Linked DNA regions of Homo sapiens: region 1 is linked to region 2. Evidence: chromatin loops called from intact Hi-C (ENCODE). Cell type or tissue: heart left ventricle. All regions are shown on one strand. Links, peaks and the distances in the headings refer to the core of each region. The heading gives the core; the rest is flanking DNA.

The links. A loop is a pair of places that touch in the nucleus more often than their neighbours do. Peaks named below come from ENCODE experiments on the same cell type or tissue, not always from the same donor. Only the 100,000 strongest peaks of a DNase experiment are listed, where the experiment ranks them.
Region 1: a loop joins it to region 2, with 2.5 times the contacts of the local background. A loop is called at or near these places in 36 of 110 quality-filtered maps.

What each region holds. Positions count from the first base shown.
Region 1 is chr7:101,197,409-101,206,810 of GRCh38, reverse strand. MOGAT3 (monoacylglycerol O-acyltransferase 3) reads left to right here and starts at 5,775. Exons shown (of 7, transcript NM_178176.4): 1 at 5,775-6,065; 2 at 6,296-6,403; 3 at 6,507-6,577; 4 at 7,981-8,185; 5 at 8,446-8,620. The coding sequence starts at 5,957. PLOD3 (procollagen-lysine,2-oxoglutarate 5-dioxygenase 3) reads left to right here. Exons shown (of 19, transcript NM_001084.5): 18 at 1-32; 19 at 375-827. The coding sequence ends at 530. It also overlaps the pseudogene DGAT2L7P and the pseudogene RPSAP46. RefSeq lists enhancers at 3,009-3,815, 3,816-4,623. In heart left ventricle, for the core only: no CTCF peak of the experiment used is centred there; no DNase peak of the experiment used is centred there; H3K27me3 peaks cover 3,224 bases.
Region 2 is chr7:101,272,452-101,281,853 of GRCh38, reverse strand. No RefSeq gene overlaps it. Among named protein-coding and RNA genes, the nearest start is that of LNCPRESS1, 22 kb to the left of the region's middle. In heart left ventricle, for the core only: no CTCF peak of the experiment used is centred there; no DNase peak of the experiment used is centred there; H3K27me3 peaks cover 2,233 bases.

The DNA of each region.
Region 1 (9,402 bases), core at 2,069-6,068, 75 kb after region 2:
TTGCCCTCAACCACAAGGGCCTGGACTATGAGGTGCGCCCCAGTCACACTACCCACCCACGCTTCACCTCAGGACCCTCGGGTCCCCACCTAGAGCCCCTGCGTGCATCCCCCAGCTCCCCTCCCTGCCCATTTCCCAGTGACTTTGTGGGTATCAGCTCCTGGATCGCTTCTGGGCAGGCGGCCTCTGCTTCCTCCTGGATCTTCCTGTCTGCAGGCACCCCAGCCTCCGGTGTCTGCCATATCTGCCATCTCCCTTGTCACCCCGGTCTGCTGCACCGTGCCCCCCGGTCTGGCCGCCCTGCCCCGTGTATCTGCCTGCTCCCCAGGCCCCACGTCTGCTCACTCCATGTTTCCTTTCCCTTCTCTTTCCAGGGAGGTGGCTGCCGCTTCCTGCGCTACGACTGTGTGATCTCCTCCCCGAGGAAGGGCTGGGCACTCCTGCACCCCGGCCGCCTCACCCACTACCACGAGGGGCTGCCAACGACCTGGGGCACACGCTACATCATGGTGTCCTTTGTCGACCCCTGACACTCAACCACTCTGCCAAACCTGCCCTGCCATTGTGCCTTTTTAGGGGGCCTGGCCCCCGTCCTGGGAGTTGGGGGATGGGTCTCTCTGTCTCCCCACTTCCTGAGTTCATGTTCCGCGTGCCTGAACTGAATATGTCACCTTGCTCCCAAGACACGGCCCTCTCAGGAAGCTCCCGGAGTCCCCGCCTCTCTCCTCCGCCCACAGGGGTTCGTGGGCACAGGGCTTCTGGGGACTCCCCGCGTGATAAATTATTAATGTTCCGCAGTCTCACTCTGAATAAAGGACAGTTTGTAAGTCTTGAGTCCATTGGTCTGCCCATTAACCCCATCTCCCCTCCTGCCAGCAGCGTAGAGGGGAGAGACCCAGAAAAGCGAAGACAAGAGGAAAAGGGAGAGGCAGAATGTTAGACCCTCGTGGGAACCTGGGAGCTTCCCTGGCTCCCACTTTCCCCTTCCCCTGTATTGCCTGAGCTGGAGACAGTGTGTGAGAGGGGCCGGGCGCGGTGGCTCACGCCTGTAATCCCAACACTTTGGGAGGCCAAGGGGGGCGGATCACGAGGTCAGGAGATCCAGACCATCCTGGCTAACACGGTGAAACCCCGTCTCTACTAAAAATACAAAAAATTATCCAGGCGTGGTGGCGGGCATCTGTAGTCCCAGCTAATCAGGAGGCTGAGGCAGGAGAATGACATGAACCCGGGAGGCAGAGCTTGCAGTGAGCTGAGATTGTGCCCCGGCACTCCAGCCTGGGCCACAGAGTGAGACTCCATCTCAAAAAAAAAAAAAGTGCATGAGAGGGCACAGACCAAAAGAGGGACTTCCCAGGCTGGGCACAGTGGCTCACACCTATAATCCCAGTACTTTCAGAGGCCAAGGCAGGCGGAGGATCACTGGAGGCCAGGAGTTCAAGACCAGCCTGGACAACATAGCGAGACCCCCCCCATCTCTACAAAAAATAAATTAGCTGGGCGCGATGGCTCACGCCTGTAATTCCAGCACTTTGGGAGGCTGAGGTGGATGGATCACCTGAAGTTGGGAGTTTGAGACCACCCTGGCCAACATGGTGAAACCCTGTCTCTACTTAAAAAATACATAATTAAGCTGGGCACGGTGGCCCATGCCTGTAATCCCAGCACTTTGGGAGGCTGAGGCGGACAGATCACGAGGTGAGGAGTTCAAGACCAGCCAGGCCAAAATGGTGAAACCGCATCTCTACTAAAAAATACAAAAATTAGCTGGGCATGGTGGCGGGCGCCTGTAATCCCGGCTACTTGGGAGGCTGAGGCAGGATAATTGCTTGAACCTGGGAGGGGGAGGTTGCAGTGAGCTGAGATCGCGCCATCACACTCCAGCCTGGGCAGCAAGAATGAAACTCCAACTCAAAAAAATAAATAAGCCGGGCTCAGTGGCTCACGCCTGTAATCCTAGCACTTTGGGAGGCCGAGGCAGGCAGGCAGATCACTTGAGGTCAGGAGTTTGAGACCAGCCTGGCCAACATGGTGAAACCCTGTCTCTACTAAAAATACAAAAATTAGCCAGGTGTGGTGGCACAGGCCTGTAATCCCAGCTACTCAGGAGGCTGAGGCAGGAGAATTGCTTGAACCTAGGAGACGGAGGCTGCAGTGAGCCAAGATCGTGCCACGGTACTCCAGCCTGGGTGACAGAGCAAGACTTCGTCTCAAAACAAAAAAACAAAACAAAAAAAGCTTTCCACGCTACCCACAGAGGGCTCCATCCGGCGTTGTTCTGGATTCCTGTTGTAACTTAAAGAGAAACTTTCACAACATCCGGAGCCCTTGATGTCCTGCAAATGAAGGAGGAAGATGTCCTTAATTTCCTTGCAGCAGGAAACCAATTAGGTGGCACCAACCTTGACTTACAGATGGAACAGTACATGTATAAAAGGAAAAGTGATGGCATCTACATCCCAAATCTGAAGAGGACCTGGGAGAAGCTTCTGCTGGCAGCTCGTGGCATTGTTGCCATTGAAAACCCCGCTGATGTCAGTGTCATACCCTCCAGAAATACTGGCCAGAGGGCCGTGCTGAAGTTTGCTGCTGCCACTGGAGCCACTCCAATCGCTGGCCGCTTCACTCCTGGAACCTTCACTAACCAGATCCAGGCAGCCTTCCGGGAGCCACGGCTTCTTGTGTTTACTGACCCCAGGGCTGATCAGCAGCCTCTCACAGAGGCATCTTATGTTAACCTACCTACCTTGCTCTGTGTCTCACAGATTCTCCTCTGCGCCATGTGGACATTGCCATCCCAAGCAACAACAAGGGAGCTCACTCAGTGGGTCTGATGTGGTGGATGCTGGCTCGGGAAGTTCTGCGCATGCGTGGCACCATTTCCTGTGAACACCCGTGGGAGGTCATGCCTGATCTCTACTTCTACAGAGATCATGAAGACATTGAAAAAGAAGAGCAGGCTGCTGCTGAAAAGGCTGTGACAAGGAGGAATTTCAGGGTGAATGGACTGCTCCGGCTCCTGAGTTCACTGCTACTCAACCTGAGGTTGCAGACTGGTCTGAAGGCGTGCAGGTGCCCTCTGTGCTATCTAGCAGTTCCCTACTGAAGACTGGAGCATTCAGCCTGCCACAGAAGACTGGTCTGCAGCTCCCACCACTCAGGCCACTGGATGGGTAGGAGCAACAACTGAATGGTCTTAAACACCTGTACTGTGAGCTCCCCCTGCCCCATCTTCCAGCCCAGGTGCACCTGGCAGCCTGGCTCTTGCATTCCTCGGCTGGGCTTGGATGCTGGCGGTCCTCTACCTGGTCTGGCTCTATTGGGATAGAAACATACCCAGGGCTGGAGCCCGCAGATCTGCCTGGGTTTGCAACTGGGCAGTTTGAGACATTTCTGTGACTACTTCCCCCTCTCAGTGAGGACCTGGGCTGTGGGGTGCTGGGTGCGGTTGGGGCTTCAGAATAGACTCTTGGGACCACCATCTCCCAAAGTGCAATCTCACCGTTGGGGTGGGGTGCGCCCGTCTGCTCCCCAGCTAGTTAAAACTGCAAAGTTGGGCACCTCCTGGAACTACCTCTTTGACTTCCACCCTCACAGGGTCCTGGTCGTGGGAGCCTTCGCCAACTTCTGCACAGAGCCCACGGGCTGCTCCTGCCTCTTCCCCAAACTCCCGCCACACCTGCTCATGCTGCCTTGTTGGTTCCATCTCCTCTTCTTCCAGGACTACATCATGTCAGGTGGTGAGAAGAGGAGGACCTTGCTGCTGTCTCCCGCCCCACCATCCTCTTCCCAGGGGACACTGGGGCCCAGCTCTCCTTTCCCCATGTCCTCTCCACTCTTCTTTCCAAGTCCCAGGCTTTGGCTGGGTGCGGTGGTTCACACCTGTAATCCCAGCACTTGGGAGGCGCAGGCGAGAGGATCGCTTAAGGCCAGGAGTTCAAGACCAGCCTGGGCAACACAGTGAAACCCCATCTCTACACAAGAAAAAACAAAAACAAAAATTTAGCCAGGTGTGGTGGTACACACCTGTGGTCCCAGCTACTGGGAGGCTTGAGGTGGGAGGGTCACTTGAGCCCTGAAGGTCAAGGATGCAGTGAACCAAGATCAGGCCACTGTACTCCAGCCTGGGCAACAGAGCAAGACTCCGTCCCTAAATAAATAAGTAAATAAGACCCAGGCGTTGGGTCCCCCAGCTTCTGCCCTCCCCCCAGGTTTGGTCTCCTTTGTCAAGGCCCCGCTGCCTCAGTGGTGGCCAGGTGGCTGTCCTGGCGTGGGAGGGCCCCTGCAGGCGCTGGAGGCAAAACCCGGACAACTGAGCTTGCCGATTCGGAATCAGAAGAGATTGGTTAAGTCAGCTCTGGAACTCGGGTGAGGACCCGAGCGTGACCCGGTGGGGACGCCCCAGGGCTGCCGGGCCGGGGAGGAGGAGAGTGGCGCCACCCGCGGACCCCGGGGCCAGGAGTCAGCCGCGCCATGCTCTCCTGCGGCCTCCCTAGTGCCTGTCTTCTCCAGGGAGAATGAGCTCTTCCAGCAGTTCCCGAACCCGCAGAGCTCGTGGGTGCAGAGGACGCAGGAGGCTCTGCGTCCGCTGCTAAGCGTGGCCCTGCAGCTGTTCCTGGGCCGCCGGGGCCTCCCGCTGCCCTTCCGCGCGCCCATCCGCACCGTAGGTGAGCCCCGGCCTCCGCCCCGCGATCCTGGCCCAGGGCCCGCTCCCTCCCCGTCCCGGGTTGGGGCCACCCAGACTGGCCTTTGGCCACCGCGCCAGCCCTGAACTCTGTTCCCGCCTATCCCCAAGGAGGAAAAGAGGAGGAGAACCGGGGATCCCAGCCCAGATCGCCTCCCGTCCCGCCCGCAGTGGGGTCGGCGATTCCCGTGCAGCAGAGCCCCCCGCCCAGTCCGGCCCAGGTGGACACGCTGCAAGCGCGCTACGTGGGGCGACTCACGCAGCTCTTCGAGGAGCACCAGGCGCGCTATGGTGTCCCCGCCGACAGACACCTGGTCCTCACGGAGGCGCGCCCCACCGCCTGGCCTCGCCTGTCCGCTGGGTGACTGCAGGTGGGGAAGTGAAATTAAAGACTGGCGGCAGGGCACGGTGGCTCACGCCTGTGATTCCAGCACTTTGGGAGGCCGAGGCGGGTGGATCACTTGAGGTCAGGAGTTCGAGACCAGCCTGGCCATCATGGTGAAACCCCATCTCTATTAAAAATCCAAAAAAAAAAAAAAAAAAAATTAGCCAGACGTGGTGGCGCGCCTGTAATCCTAGCTACTCGGGAGGCTGAGGCAGGAGAATCGTTTGAACCCGGGAGGCGGAGGTTGCAGTGAGCCGAGATCGTGCCACTGCTCTCCAGCCTGGGTGACCGAGACGTGTGAAAAAAAAAGAAAAAAAAGAAAAGAAAAGAAAAAGAAAAAAATTAAAGTGGGAAACAGACCTGCAGCCTGTGTGTGTTTGTGCATGGCGGGGGAGGTCCAGGCAGGGGTGGTGACCTTGACATTCCTGGAGATGCCCCGGACCAGGCCCTGCCCCCACCCCGACTGGAGGTCAAATAGTCTCAGCAGGGCTTCTGGCCCCTTCCAGCACCTGGGACCCAGTGGGTGGGGCTAGCCAGATCACTCTTGTCCACTCCAACATCAATTCCTGAGGCACTCGGGTGTCACCTCTCCCTTGCACACCCCTTACGCCTCCCAGCCCCACCCAGCAGCCAGCCCAGACTGGTGACTGACAGGAAGTTCAAAGATCAGGCTGAGAAAAAACCCAGAGACATCTGGGGCTCTGGATCCAAAGATCTCCCCACTCACACACCTACGGACACACGCTACTCTGGGAGGTGATTTGCGACTTAGCCAGGCCCCCAAAGCTGGGCTCCTGTAGGGAGAAAGTCTGCCCAGGTCCACATCCAAGCCTTCATCGTTTGTCCTCCGGGTTCTGGGATCCTGCTGGAAGAGGGGAGCTTCTGCAATGGGAGTTGCCACAACCCTGCAGCCCCCAACCACTTCCAAAACCTTGCAGAAGCAGCATCTAGAAGCAGTGGGCGCCTACCAATATGTGCTCACTTTCCTCTTCATGGGTGAGAGCTGGGGAGGCGTGGGTGCCTGGGGTCTGCCAGGGGAGTAGGGCTTGGAGGGAGAGTGGCTGGGCTGCTGGCTTGCATGCCTGAGGACAGTGACCAGGTGACTGGTCTGGGAGAGGGCCAGAGGAGAGAGCTGGTTGTTCTGAAGGGGAGGAAGGGAAGGGAGCAGCTGGAGGGAATGATGGAGTTTCAGAAGTGAACTCTTTTCTTTCTCTCCCTTCCCCCAGGCCCTTTCTTCTCCCTTCTTGTCTTTGTCCTCCTCTTCACGTCACTCTGGCCCTTCTCTGTTTTTTACTTGGTGTGGCTCTATGTGGACTGGGACACACCCAACCAAGGTGAGCTCCGGATGGGGGCCCAGGTAGCCAGAGATGGTGGGGACATGGGGGGTGAGGGGAGGTGACTCCGGGGGTTCGTCCACCAGTATCTCATTGTCCGCAGGTGGAAGGCGTTCGGAGTGGATAAGGAACCGGGCAATTTGGAGACAACTAAGGGATTATTATCCTGTCAAGGTGATGGGTCACCCTGCAGAAAAACTGCTTCCTACCTCTCCCCATCTCCCTCCCACACCTAGGAGCCCTTCCTTGTGCTGGGGCCTGAGCTCCCCGCTGCCTAAGCTCAGGCAGTGGGACAGGGAATGGATTTTTTTTTTTTTTTAGACTGAGTCTCCTGTCACCGAGGCTGGAGTGCAGTGGTGCAATCTCAGCTCATTGCAACCTCCGCCTCCTAGGTTCAAGCTATTCTCATGCCTCAGCCTCCCTAGTAGCTGGGATTATAGGTGCCCGCCACCATGCCTGGCTAATTTTTGTAGTTTAGTAGAGACAGGGTTTCAACATGTTGGCCAGGCTGGTCTCAAACTCCTGGCCTCAAGTGATCCAGCCACCTCGGCCTCCCAAAGTGCTGGGATTACAGCCTTGAGCCACCGCGCCCGGCCTGGGAGTGGATGATGTTCAAGAGCGGGGCCTTGGTGGGGCACCATGGCTCATGCCTGTAATCCAAGCACTTTGGGAGGCCGAGGTGGGAGGATTGCTTGAGCCCAGGAGTTGGAGGCTGTAGTGAGCCATGATTGCGCCACTGTACTCCAGCCTGAGCAACAGAGTGAGACCGTCTCTAAAAAAAAAAAAAAAAAAAGGCGGTTGTGGTGGCTCAAGCCTTTAATCCCAGCACTTTGGGAGGCTGAGGTGGGTGGATCACCTAAGGTCAGGAGTTCGAGACCAGCCTGACCAACATGGAGAAACCCCATCTCTACTAAAAATACCAAACAAATTAGCCGGACATGGTGGCACATGCCTGTAATCCCAGCTACTCTGGAGGCTGAGGCAGGAGAATTGCTTGAACCAGGGAGGCGGAGGTTGTGGTGAGCTGAGATGATGCCATTGCACTCCAGCCTAGGCAACAGGAGCAAAACTCTGCCTCAAAAAAAGAAAAGAAAAAAAGAGAGAGTGGGTGAGGTGGCTTACGCCTGTAATCCCAGCACTGTGGGAGGCCAAGGCAGGCAGATCACGAGGTCAGGAGTTCAAGACCAACCTGGCCAATATGGTGAAACTGCGTCTCTACTAAAAATACAAAAATTAGCTGGGCATAGTTTCGCATGCCTGTAATCCCAGCTACTCGGGAGGCTGAGGCAGGAGGATAGCTTGAACCGGGACCAAGAGGCGGAGGTTGCAGTGAGCCGAGATCGTGCCACTGCACTTCAGCCTGGGCTACAGAGCAAGACTCCATCTCAAAAAAAAAAAAAAAAAAAACCTGGGCCCTTAACCCTATCCTAAGAACCTTTAACTCGGAACTCTGCTGGGGTGGCCCTTGACCCTATCCTAAGAACCTTTAACTCGGAACTCTGTTGGGGTGGAGGGCCCCTCTTTTCAGCCGGTGTCTTGCCTTCCATCCTCCCTTCATCCTGCTCAACACCCCGAAGCTGGTGAAAACAGCAGAGCTGCCCCCGGATCGGAACTACGTGCTGGGCGCCCACCCTCATGGGATCATGTGTACAGGCTTCCTCTGTAATTTCTCCACCGAGAGCAATGGCTTCTCCCAGCTCTTCCCGGGGCTCCGGCCCTGGTTAGCCGTGCTGGCTGGCCTCTTCTACCTCCCGGTCTATCGCGACTACATCATGTCCTTTGGTGAGCCGAATGGGAGGAGGAGAACGGGAGGAGACTCCTGACCAGATGTTCCCCAGCCCCTCTGGGACCACCCCCCCCCATAATAAGTCCCCCACCCAGGACAGGGGCCAGCCTGAGCACTGCCCAGACTTGCAGTGAGCATTTGGGTAGGTTCCCCGCCTTGGAGATGGGGGTAGGGGGCTTGGAACTAAAGGCTGGGTGAGGGGCGGGGGTGCCGTGGAGGCAGATGGGAACTACTTTCCACCTCCTCCTGCCCACAGGACTCTGTCCGGTGAGCCGCCAGAGCCTGGACTTCATCCTGTCCCAGCCCCAGCTCGGGCAGGCCGTGGTCATCATGGTGGGGGGTGCGCACGAGGCCCTGTATTCAGTCCCCGGGGAGCACTGCCTTACGCTCCAGAAGCGCAAAGGCTTCGTGCGCCTGGCGCTGAGGCACGGGTGAGTGCGCGTGCAGGCCCTACCTGTCAGTTCTCTGCTGGTTTATGCCCTCTCTCAGTCCCCAGACATCTAGGTCCCTGCATGGGGGATCCGGGTGCCCAGAGACCAGCGCCCTGCCCTGCACCGAGGCCCACGTGGGCTCTCCAGGGCATGACTCGGTACCAAACATGGGGCCCGCTTACCCTAAGCTCCCTCCCACATCCGTGGAGACAGGACCATAATGCAAATAGCAGGGCCCTCGGTCTCAGAAGCCCTGGCTTCCCTCTCTGACCCCAACTCAAAGGCAAGACCTTGCACTTGTTTCTTTTTTTGTTATTGTTGTTGAGACAGAGTCTCGCTCTGTCGCCCAGGCTGGAGTGCAAAGGCGTGGTCTCGGCTCACTGCAACCTCCGCCTCCCGAGTAGTTGGGACTACAGGCGCCCACCACCACTCCGGGCTAATTTTTGTATTTTTAGTAGAGACGGGGTTTCACCATTTTGGCCAGGCTGGTCTCGAATTCCTGGCCTCAAGTGATCCGCCCACCTTGGCCTTCCAAAGTGCTGGGATTATAGGCGTGAGCCACCGTGCCCGGCCGGACTTGTTTCTTTACTTGCGAAGAGGGCTGATACCTACCTTGCCACGATGTTGTTATTGCAAAGACCGAATGAGAAAATGACTATGAGAAGGCCCACTACACAACTGTGTCTCAAGAAATGTGAGTCCCGGCTGGGCGTGGTGGTTCACACTTGCAATCCCAGTGCTTTGGGAGGCCAAGGCAGGAAGATCACTTGAAGCCAGGAGTT
Region 2 (9,402 bases), core at 2,572-6,571:
TTTCTTTCTTTCTTTCTTTCTTTCTTTCTTCCTTCCTTCCTTCCTTCCTTCCTTCCTTCCTTCCTTTCTTCCTTCCTTCCTTCTTTCCTTTTTTCTTTTCTTTTCTTTTCTCTTAAAAAAAATGGAGTCTCACTCTGTGGCCCAGGCTGAAGGGCAGAGTGGCACAATCTCTGCTCACTGCAACCTCTGCCTCCCAGGTTCAAGCGATTCTCCTGCCTCAGCCTCCTGAGTAGCTGGTACTACAGGTGTGCGCCACCACACCCAGCTAATTTTTGTATTTTTAGTGAAGACGGGGTTTCACCATGTTGGCCAGGATTGTCTCGATCTCGATCTCATGATCTGCCCGCCTCGGCCTTCCAAAGTGCTGGGATTACAGGCATGAGCCACCCCACCTGGCCTTCCCAGCCTTTCATAAGGAGTTATCTCTTCCCAGAAGTCTCCCTCCACGCTGCGAGTCTGTGTTATGTCATTCTCTGAGCTTCCATGGGGCCCAATGAGCCCCTGTCACACCACTTAGCGTGCTGGAGTGCCTGCCTGCCTTCTCAGATGGAAGCCCCATGAGGGTAAGCACGTGTCAGCCTCACGCATGCATATCCCCAGCACCTCGACGCTGTGCTTGGCACCCCATAGGGCTCAGTAAGGATTTTACTAAATATGGCCAGGTACAGTGGCTCACACCTGTAATCTCAGCACTTTGGGAGGCCATGGTGGGAGGATCGCTTGAGGCCAGAAGTTTGAGACCAGCCTGGGCAACATAGTGAGACCCCATCTCTTCAAAATATTAAAAACTTAGCTAAGTGTGGTGGCGTGGCCTGTAGTCCTAGCTACTCAGGAGGCCAAGGGTGGGACAGTCGCTTGAACCCAGGAGCTCAAGGGTGCAGTGAGCTATGATTGTGCCACTGTACTCCAGCCAGGCTGACAGAACGAGATCCTGTTGCTGCAAAAAACTGACTAAATGTGTGAATGAAGGAATGAATGTGTTCACTGTTCCCTGAGGAGGGTCTGCAAAAGCCAGTACATGTCCTTCCACCCCCTTTCCTCCCTGTTCACTGGGTGCCTCTCATTGTCTCCCAAGCCTCTGCAGACACATCCCAGGGAACAGTGCTGCTGAAGGACTAGTTCTGTTCCTTGTGATGGTGGAAAGAAATGGGATTTGGGCCAGGCACGGTGGCACACACCTGTAATCCTAACACTTTAGGAGGCTGAGGCAGGAGGATTGCTTGAGGCCAGGAGTTTGAGGCCAGCCTGGGAAACATAGTAAGACCCCCATCTCTACAAAAAACAAAGATTAGCCAGGTGTGGTGGTGCATGCCTGTAATCCCAGCTGCTCGGGAAGCTGAGGCAGGAGGATAGCTTGAACCCAGAAGGTTGAAGCTGCAGTGAGCCGTGATCACGCCAGTGCACTCCAGCCTGGGTGACAGAGTGAGACCCTGTCTCTAAAAAATTAAAAAAAAAAAAGAGGCCAGGCACAGTGGCTCATGCCTGTAATCCCAGCACTTTGGGAGGCCGAAGCGGGTGGATCATGAGGGTCAGGAGTTTGAGACCAGCCTGGACAATATGGTGAAACCCGTCTCTACTAAAAATACAAAAATTAGCCAGGCTTGGTGGCACACACCTGTAAGCCAAGCTACTTGGGAGGCTGAGGCAGGAGAATCCTTCAACCCAGGAGGCGGAGGTTGCAGTGAGCCAAGATCACGCCACTGCACTCCAGCCTGGGTGACAGAGCAAGACTCCATCTCAGAAAAAAATAAAAATTAAAAATAAATAAATAAATAAGAGAAATGGGATTTGGAGTGAGGCCAACCCAGTCTCAGTACCGACTCTACCACTTACCAGCTGTACATGTGCCTTATTTTCTCCATTTGCAAAGTGCAGAAAACAGGACCAAGCTTGCAGGGTTGCTGTGAGACATCGCCTGCCAGCCTGACACGTGGTAGGCAGTCATTAGATCAGGGTCTTCCTCCCTCTTTCCCAGAGCCCCCACCTAAGCTCCCTCCCCTCTGGAACCTTGGGACACACACACACCTGTAATCTGAAATAGCAGCTGCTACTTCCCTGACCCTCCTCTGACCCCCAAGGTTGCCCTGTCCTCTATCCCCCCACAGAGTAGTGCCAGGCACAGAACAGATGCTCCAAAGATATGAAAAGAATGAAGGAATGAACGAAGCAGCCACCACCACAGTTTCTCATGGGGCGTGTTCCCCAGAGGCCACGAGCCTCTTTTTTTTTTTTTTTGAGACAGATTCTCACTCTGTCACCCAGGCTGGAGTGCAGTGGTGTGATCTCGGCTCACTGCAACCTCCGCCTCTGCCTCCTGGGTTCAAGTGATTCTCCTGCTTCAGCCTCCCAAGTATCTGGGACTACAGGCACACACCACCATGCATGGCTAATTTTTGTATTTTTAGTAGAGACGGGGTTTCAACATGTTGGCCAGGCTGGTCTGGAACACCTGGCCTCAGGTGATCTGCCCGCCTCAGCCTCCCAAAATGCTGGATTACAGGCGTGAGCCACGGCGCCTGGCCTGGGCCTGGATTCTTGTACATGGCATTAGGGCACCCCTGTGAGTTGCCCCAAGGATCACATGTGCACGACTGTGTCATCTGAGCAAACTCCCCCAAAGGGTGTCTGCATTCCCCACAGCCATTGCTGGTGCTAACAGGACAAGTTCCAAAAAAGAAAAGCTTTTAAAAATGTTTTATTGATTTATGTTTGATTTTTGGTAGAGATGGGGTCTTGCTATGTTGCCCAGGCTTGTCTTGAACTCCTGGCCTCAAGTGATTCCCCTGCCCCGCCGCACCTCAGCCTCCCAAAGTTCTGGGATTACAGGTGCGAGCCACAGTGCCCAGCCTGAAATCACTTTCTAAATTTGCCCTTTTCATCATGTTTTCCTCTTGTAACCGTTTTATGTCACGTGTACCCTGAGGCCCCCTGACAGCCCCCCTTGGGTCCCCTCTGCAGCCTCTTGTGTTATATGTGATCGGAGCACCCCCAGAGCTTCGTCATCCGTGACGAGCACCCGCCCTCTCTCCAGTGGGAATCATCAGCTGATGAATAAGGGCTGATTTCTTCTCAAATGATCACCACCCCCAATTCATTACATTCCAAAGACTGAGCTCAGAATGGCTTATCTGATGCTTGGTGCGGTTGTGCTTTTTTGGAACGCCGTTCATTGAGGACGCAGGTTCTCTCCCGTGTGATGCTCTTGGGCGCAAGCTGTGACGTGGGTTCCACGCTATTCTGTGCCACGTCCTCCCCTGTGATTTTCGCATCTCCGATAACTGCTTGCCTCCGTCTGAGGATTTTCCTCCGCTGGTGCCATTCATTGGGAGTCTCTCTAGTATGAATTATGAGATGAATGGAAATTTTCCCTCATTCATAATATTCAAAGCTTTCCTCTGCCCTGTGAATTCTTTGATATTCTTCCAGAATCCTGACCAAATATTTTGCCATGTGTATCGGGCCAGTAGAGTTTAGGCTTAGAGTCTGCAATTTCCCCAAAGTGGTAACTTTCTTTTTTTTTAAGAGATGGGGTCTTGCTCTGTTGCCCAGGCTGGAATGCAGTGGCATGATTATAATTCACTGCAGCCTTGACCTCCTGGGCTCAAGTGATCCTCCCATCTCAGCTTCCTGAGTAGCTGGGACTACAGGCACACATCACCATACCTGGCTAATTTTTTTTTTTTTTTGAGACGGAGTCTTGCTCTGTCTCCCAGGCTGGAGTGCAGTGGCATGAACTCGGCTCACTACAACCTCCACCTCCCGGGTTCAAGCGATTCTCCTCCTGCCTCAGCCTCCCAAGTAGCTGGGACTACAGGTGCGTACCACTATGCCCAGGTAATTTTTTGTATGTTTAGTAGAGATGGGGTTTCACCATGTTAGCCAGGATGGTCTCGATCTCCTGACCTCAAGATCCGCCCGCCTTGGCCTCCCAAAATGCTGGGATTACAGGTGTCAGCCACCGCGCCCGGCCCCATTGAGGAATTTTAAAATTCCATTTGCTGGAAGAACCAGCCCGTTTTCTGTCTGTTACATGGCTATCTTGAAATAGTCCTGCCTGGAATTGCTTGAACCTGGGAGATGGAGGTTGCAGTGAGCTGAGATCGTGCCACTGCACTCCAGCCTGGGTGATAGAGCGAGACTCCGTCTCAAAAAAAAAAAAAAAAGAAAGAAAGGAAAAAGAATAAGAAAGAAATAGTCCTACCTCCACAGTCCCTTCTTCAGCCTGTCAAAGCCAAAAAGTTTCCCAAGATCCTAAGTCTAGTAGGCAAGAAACACTTCCAATCCCTATTAAAGCCATGTTCATGAGGGAACTCAAGTTTTCTACCCACAGGCACTGGAATTTCTGCTGTGGGAACTGGGGGACGTTCTCGAGCCATGGAAGCCTTGAGGCCGTTCGGACTCAAGAATGTGATGATGCCCTCAGTTTCGTGAGTCTTGTATTCTGGTTTATTTCTGCTCCACTATGTCTGAGGCCTCCTGTTCTCGCAGCAGCTATTGGGGCTGAAATGTCCAAAGTGGCTTTTGCAGTCACGTGACTGGTGCCTCATGTTCTTCCACTTGGTCTCTCTTCCCGACAGAGCAGCCTTGTTGTCTAGTACAGTTATTGGGCTCTGAGAACCCTCTATGGATGCCCTAGGCCATTGCACCATCACCTGTGCTACCCCTGGCCCCTCCATGGAAACCGCTGCCCAGGCAGCTGTGTGACACCATGTGACCCTGCCTCTCTTCCACCCACCAAGTCCCCAAATATACAGTTCACTGGACCAGGATCCCATATAGGCTGGCCAATGATTTTTGAAGTCATCTGGCTCAAAAATTTAGGGAAGTCACCCAGGCCAGCCAATTCCCTTTTGGAAACTGGGGCGGAAAAAGCAGACAGTAGAATTAGTAAGCCACAAGATGTCCTGAGGGCAAGTAGGGCCTGGTCGGACCAGTGTGCTGGCCGAAATTACACTGGAGAAGAAACTTGGCCGTTGAAGCAAAACCAAAATCAGCTATACCATGGAGAAAATCCCCTCATTGTGGAGGGAAAATGAGCTTGGCTTTGGCAAGAGGATAAAGGAGGAGAGGGTGACAACAGAGTTGGGACTCCACAAAAGGCCGAGACAAGCCAACCCTGGGCTGCCTTCTGCCTGTGGGTGTCACTGCTGCCAGTTTGCCGCTCGTTCCCTTGGCTGTCAGTTGGCTTAAAAGTGGGCAGATGACTTAGCTGTGCTGGTGAAACATATGGGGATTCCCGGCCCATGCAGCATGCCGTCCCACTTGCCAGGAGAGGTGGCTCACGCCTGTAATCCCAGCACTTTGGGAGGCCGAGGTGGGCGGATCACCTGAGGCCGGGAGTTCGAGATCAGCCTGGCTAACATGGTGAAACCCCGTCTCTACTAAATATACAAAATTAGCAGGGCATGGTGGCACATGACTGTAATCCCAGCTACTCAGGAGGATGAGGCTGGAGAATCACTTGAACCTCGGAGGCGGAGGTGCAGTGAGCCGGGATGGCGCCACTGCACTCTAGCCTGAGTGACAGAGTAACACTCCGTCTCCAAAAAACAAAAACAAACAAAAAAACAACAAAAATTAGCTGGGCGCAGTGGCAGGTGCCTGTAATCCCAGCTACTTGGGTGGCTGAGGCAGGAGAATCACTTGAACCCGGGCAGCAGAGGTTGCAGTGAGCTGAGATCACGCCACTACATTCCAGCCTGGGCAATAGAGTGAGACTTTGTCTCAACAACAACAACAACAACAAAAGTATGGGGAGATGGCTGGGATCTGGACCATCTTGAGACCATGAGGCAACAAGACCAAGGGGAAAAGCCCACACACTAAGGATGGCAGAGCCTACGTCCTCTATGAGAGCGTTGAGCCACCATACCTATCCTGGACCCCCCACTTCCAGTCTCTGATCTGTAAGTCACGTGTCTTTATTTTCTAGGCAGATTTCTGCTATTGCAGCCTAAAGCATCCCTCACCCCTTCTCAGAAACCCGTGGCTCTTGCTATAACTCCCAGTGGAAAATCAACCTAAGTTTAGACATTAGAAATGGAATTATTGCTTATATGGAAGGAATAAGAATCAGGATTGGTCCTTGCCTACAGAGGAATCCCAGCTCTGAGTCCTAACCCCAAGGCCTAGGGGACACAGACAAGGAAAGAAAGAGATATCTGGGAAAGTTCCAGACATCTTCTTTTTTTTTTTTTTTTTTTTTTTTTTTTTTTTTGTCTCACTGTCGCCTAGGCTGGAGTGCAATGGCACAATCTTGGCTTACTGCAACCTCCGCCTCCCGGGTTCAAGTGATTCTCCTGCCTCAGTCTCCTGAGCAGCTGGAATTACAGGCATGCACCATCACACCCAGCTAATTTTTGTATTTTTAGTAGAGACGGAGTTTCACCATGTTGGTCAGGCTGGTCTTGAACTCCTAACCTCGTGATCCACCTGCCTCAGCCTCCCAAAATGCTGGGATTTCAGGCATCAGCCACCGTGCCCGGCCTCTTTCTGGCTTCTCTAAGCAGAGCGAGGAGCCAGAAATCTGCAAAACCTAACTCACCTCTATTAAGAACTCAATGGGAGAGTTACTGTAGGGAGAGGCAAGAATGTATTTTGGAAGACTTAGAATGCTGGTCCAAGGACAAGGAACGAGGCTGGTAGGAGAGAAGCAATCAGTTGATGAGGATTAGAGAAAGCTTTCTTCTGGTCCGACTTTCGCCAAACAACGCGTTGTGTGTGTGTGTGTGTGTGTGTGTGTGTGTGTGTGTGTGTGTTGCTTCAACACAAGACATATGCCTGATTCTTCCCTTATGAAATGAGAAGCTGAATGCAAGAGCTCTAGCCCGTCCTCTTTAAATCTCTGTTTTTGAAAATATAAAACAAAGATAAACTGGCATCCTCCTAATGTATCTTTGAAATACACATTACTGGCCAGGCGCGGTGGCTCACGCCTGTAATCCCAGCACTTTGGGAGGCCTACGTGGGCGGATCACGAGGTCAGGAGATCAAGACCATCCTGGCTAACACGGTGAAACGCTGTCTCTACTAAAAATACAAAAAATTAGCTGAGCGTGGTGGCGGGCGCCTGTAGTCCCAGCTACTGGGGAGGCTGAGGCAGGAGAATGGCGTGAACCCGGGAGGTGGAGCTTGCGGTGAGCCAAGATCGTGCTACTGCACTCCAGCCTGGGTGACAGAGCAAGACTCTGTCTCAAAAAAAAAAAAAGAAAGAAAGAAATACACATTACTTCATTTTTCTCAGACCTGGAGAAAAAGCACCCCCAGCCCCATTTTCCCATCTCCAAATAATCTTCAGCATTTGTAGAGATGTGGCCCCTGGAAGTTCATCAGATATATGGGGCCCACCCACGCGTGTGTTGCGATGATATTAGAATTTGCAACTGCCAGATTCTGGCACCAAACCCAGCACCTCTCAATACTGTCCTGCACCCCACATATTGTATGATTTTTTGTTTTTTTGTTTTTTTTTTTTGAGATGGAGTCTCGCTCTGTTGCCCAGGCTGGAGTGCAGAGGCATGATCTCGGCTCACCACAACCTCCGCCTCCTGGGTTCAAGAGATTTTCCTGCCTCAGCCTCCTGAGTAGCTGGGACTATAGGCATGTGCCACCATGCCCGGCTAATTTTTGTATTTTTAGTAGAGACAGGGTTTCACTATGTTGGCCAGGCTGGTCTCGAGCTCCTGACCTCGTGATCCACCCGCTTCAGCCTCCCAAAGTGCTGGAATTACAGGCATGAGCCACCACACCCGGCTTGTATGACGTTTTGAAGGGCAAAGCCAATGCACCATTGATGTTTGCCTGTTGCTTCATTCACTCAATAGAGATGTAAGGAATGAAAGCTTTGATTGGGGTGAAAGAAGTAAAAAAGTTTAAACCCCTACTTTAATGGGATTAATGCTTTAATGTGAATATTAATAAACCCTGAACTCCTCCAGCAAGTTTCTCTATATATCACTGAGGATTCTGTGAAATCCAATAAGGAAAAAAACTGGAAGACTTTTTCCCCTTCTTCGTCATCAAGGTTTTTCTCGGGGATGAATTGGCCTGATTAGTGCCTGAAAGTTCTCCCACGATCTGTCCAAGCTCATTCCTTTTTTTGTGTGAATTCTCCAATGATGAAAAAGCTAAGCTTGTCCCCAAGTGATTTTCCACACTAATTATACTCCCGAGGCTTCTCTCCAGTGTGGATGATCTCACATTCCGTATTCTCCACGCTTCCCCGAGTTTTCCGTCTTCATTACGTATGACCATTTTAAGTCCCAACTGAATTAGCTGATATTGTCTAAGTATGGAACTCTGATTGAAGGTTCTTCCTCATCCATTATACTCACAAGGCCTCTCTCTGCTACAAAATCCCAGATGTCTGATTAGCTCTGGGCACCATCTCAAAGCATTTTTACATCCATTACGCACATATGATTTTCCTCCATTGTGAATTCTCCGATGTTGAATGAGCTGTACTTTCCCGAAAGCTCTTTGCACGTTTCTGCATTGATAGAGTCTTTGTTGCATCTGAATTAGCTGATGCTGCATTGGAATGTTGACAATGCCTCCCCCATCCCCAGGGATTCTCTCCAAAATAAATGTTACAGTGTTCAATAGCATGGAAGCCCCAGGGAAAATTGCCTATATAAATGACAAAGATGTTCTCTGTGATACAAACACTGTAATATTGAATAAATTCTAAATTCTGTTGCACAACTTGGCCATATCTTATTTGGAGTTTCTCTCACTTCTAAAACATGTAAATGGGATCATGGATTTTTTCTGTATTCGTGGCACTCAATGGGATGGGGTCCCTAAAATGGTTCTCCACAATGTCCCCATGTTTGTAATGGCCCAAGGGGTTCTTCCTGACTGCCACATAAACAAAGTCCACTCAAGACCATGGCATTAAAGAGTTTCATTGATGCGAAGCCAGCTATGCCACGCGGGAGGTGGAGATGTTATTCAAATCAATCTTGCCAATGGCTTGGAGATTAGGGATTTTTCCAAGATAGTTTGGTGGGCAGGGGCTAGGGTAGGGGGCCTGTTGATTGGTTGGGTGGAGGAGATGAAATCACAGGGAATTAAAGCTGTCCTCTTGGGCTGAGTCAGATCCTGGGTGGGGGCCACAAGACTGGTTGGCAGGTGGGGACGTCTAGTTGTCAGAAATGCAAAAATTTGAAAAGCATTTTTTCTTTTTCTTTGAGATGCAGTTTCGCTCTTGTTGCCCAGGCTGGAGTGCAATGGCGCGATCTCTGCTCACCACAATGTCCGCCTCCCGGGTTCAAGCAATTCTCCTGCCTCAGGCTTCCCAAGTAGTTGGGATTACAGGCATGCACCACCGTGCCCGATTAATTTTGTATTTTTAGTAGAGACAGGGTTTCTCCGTGTTGGTCAGGTTGGTCTCAAACTCCC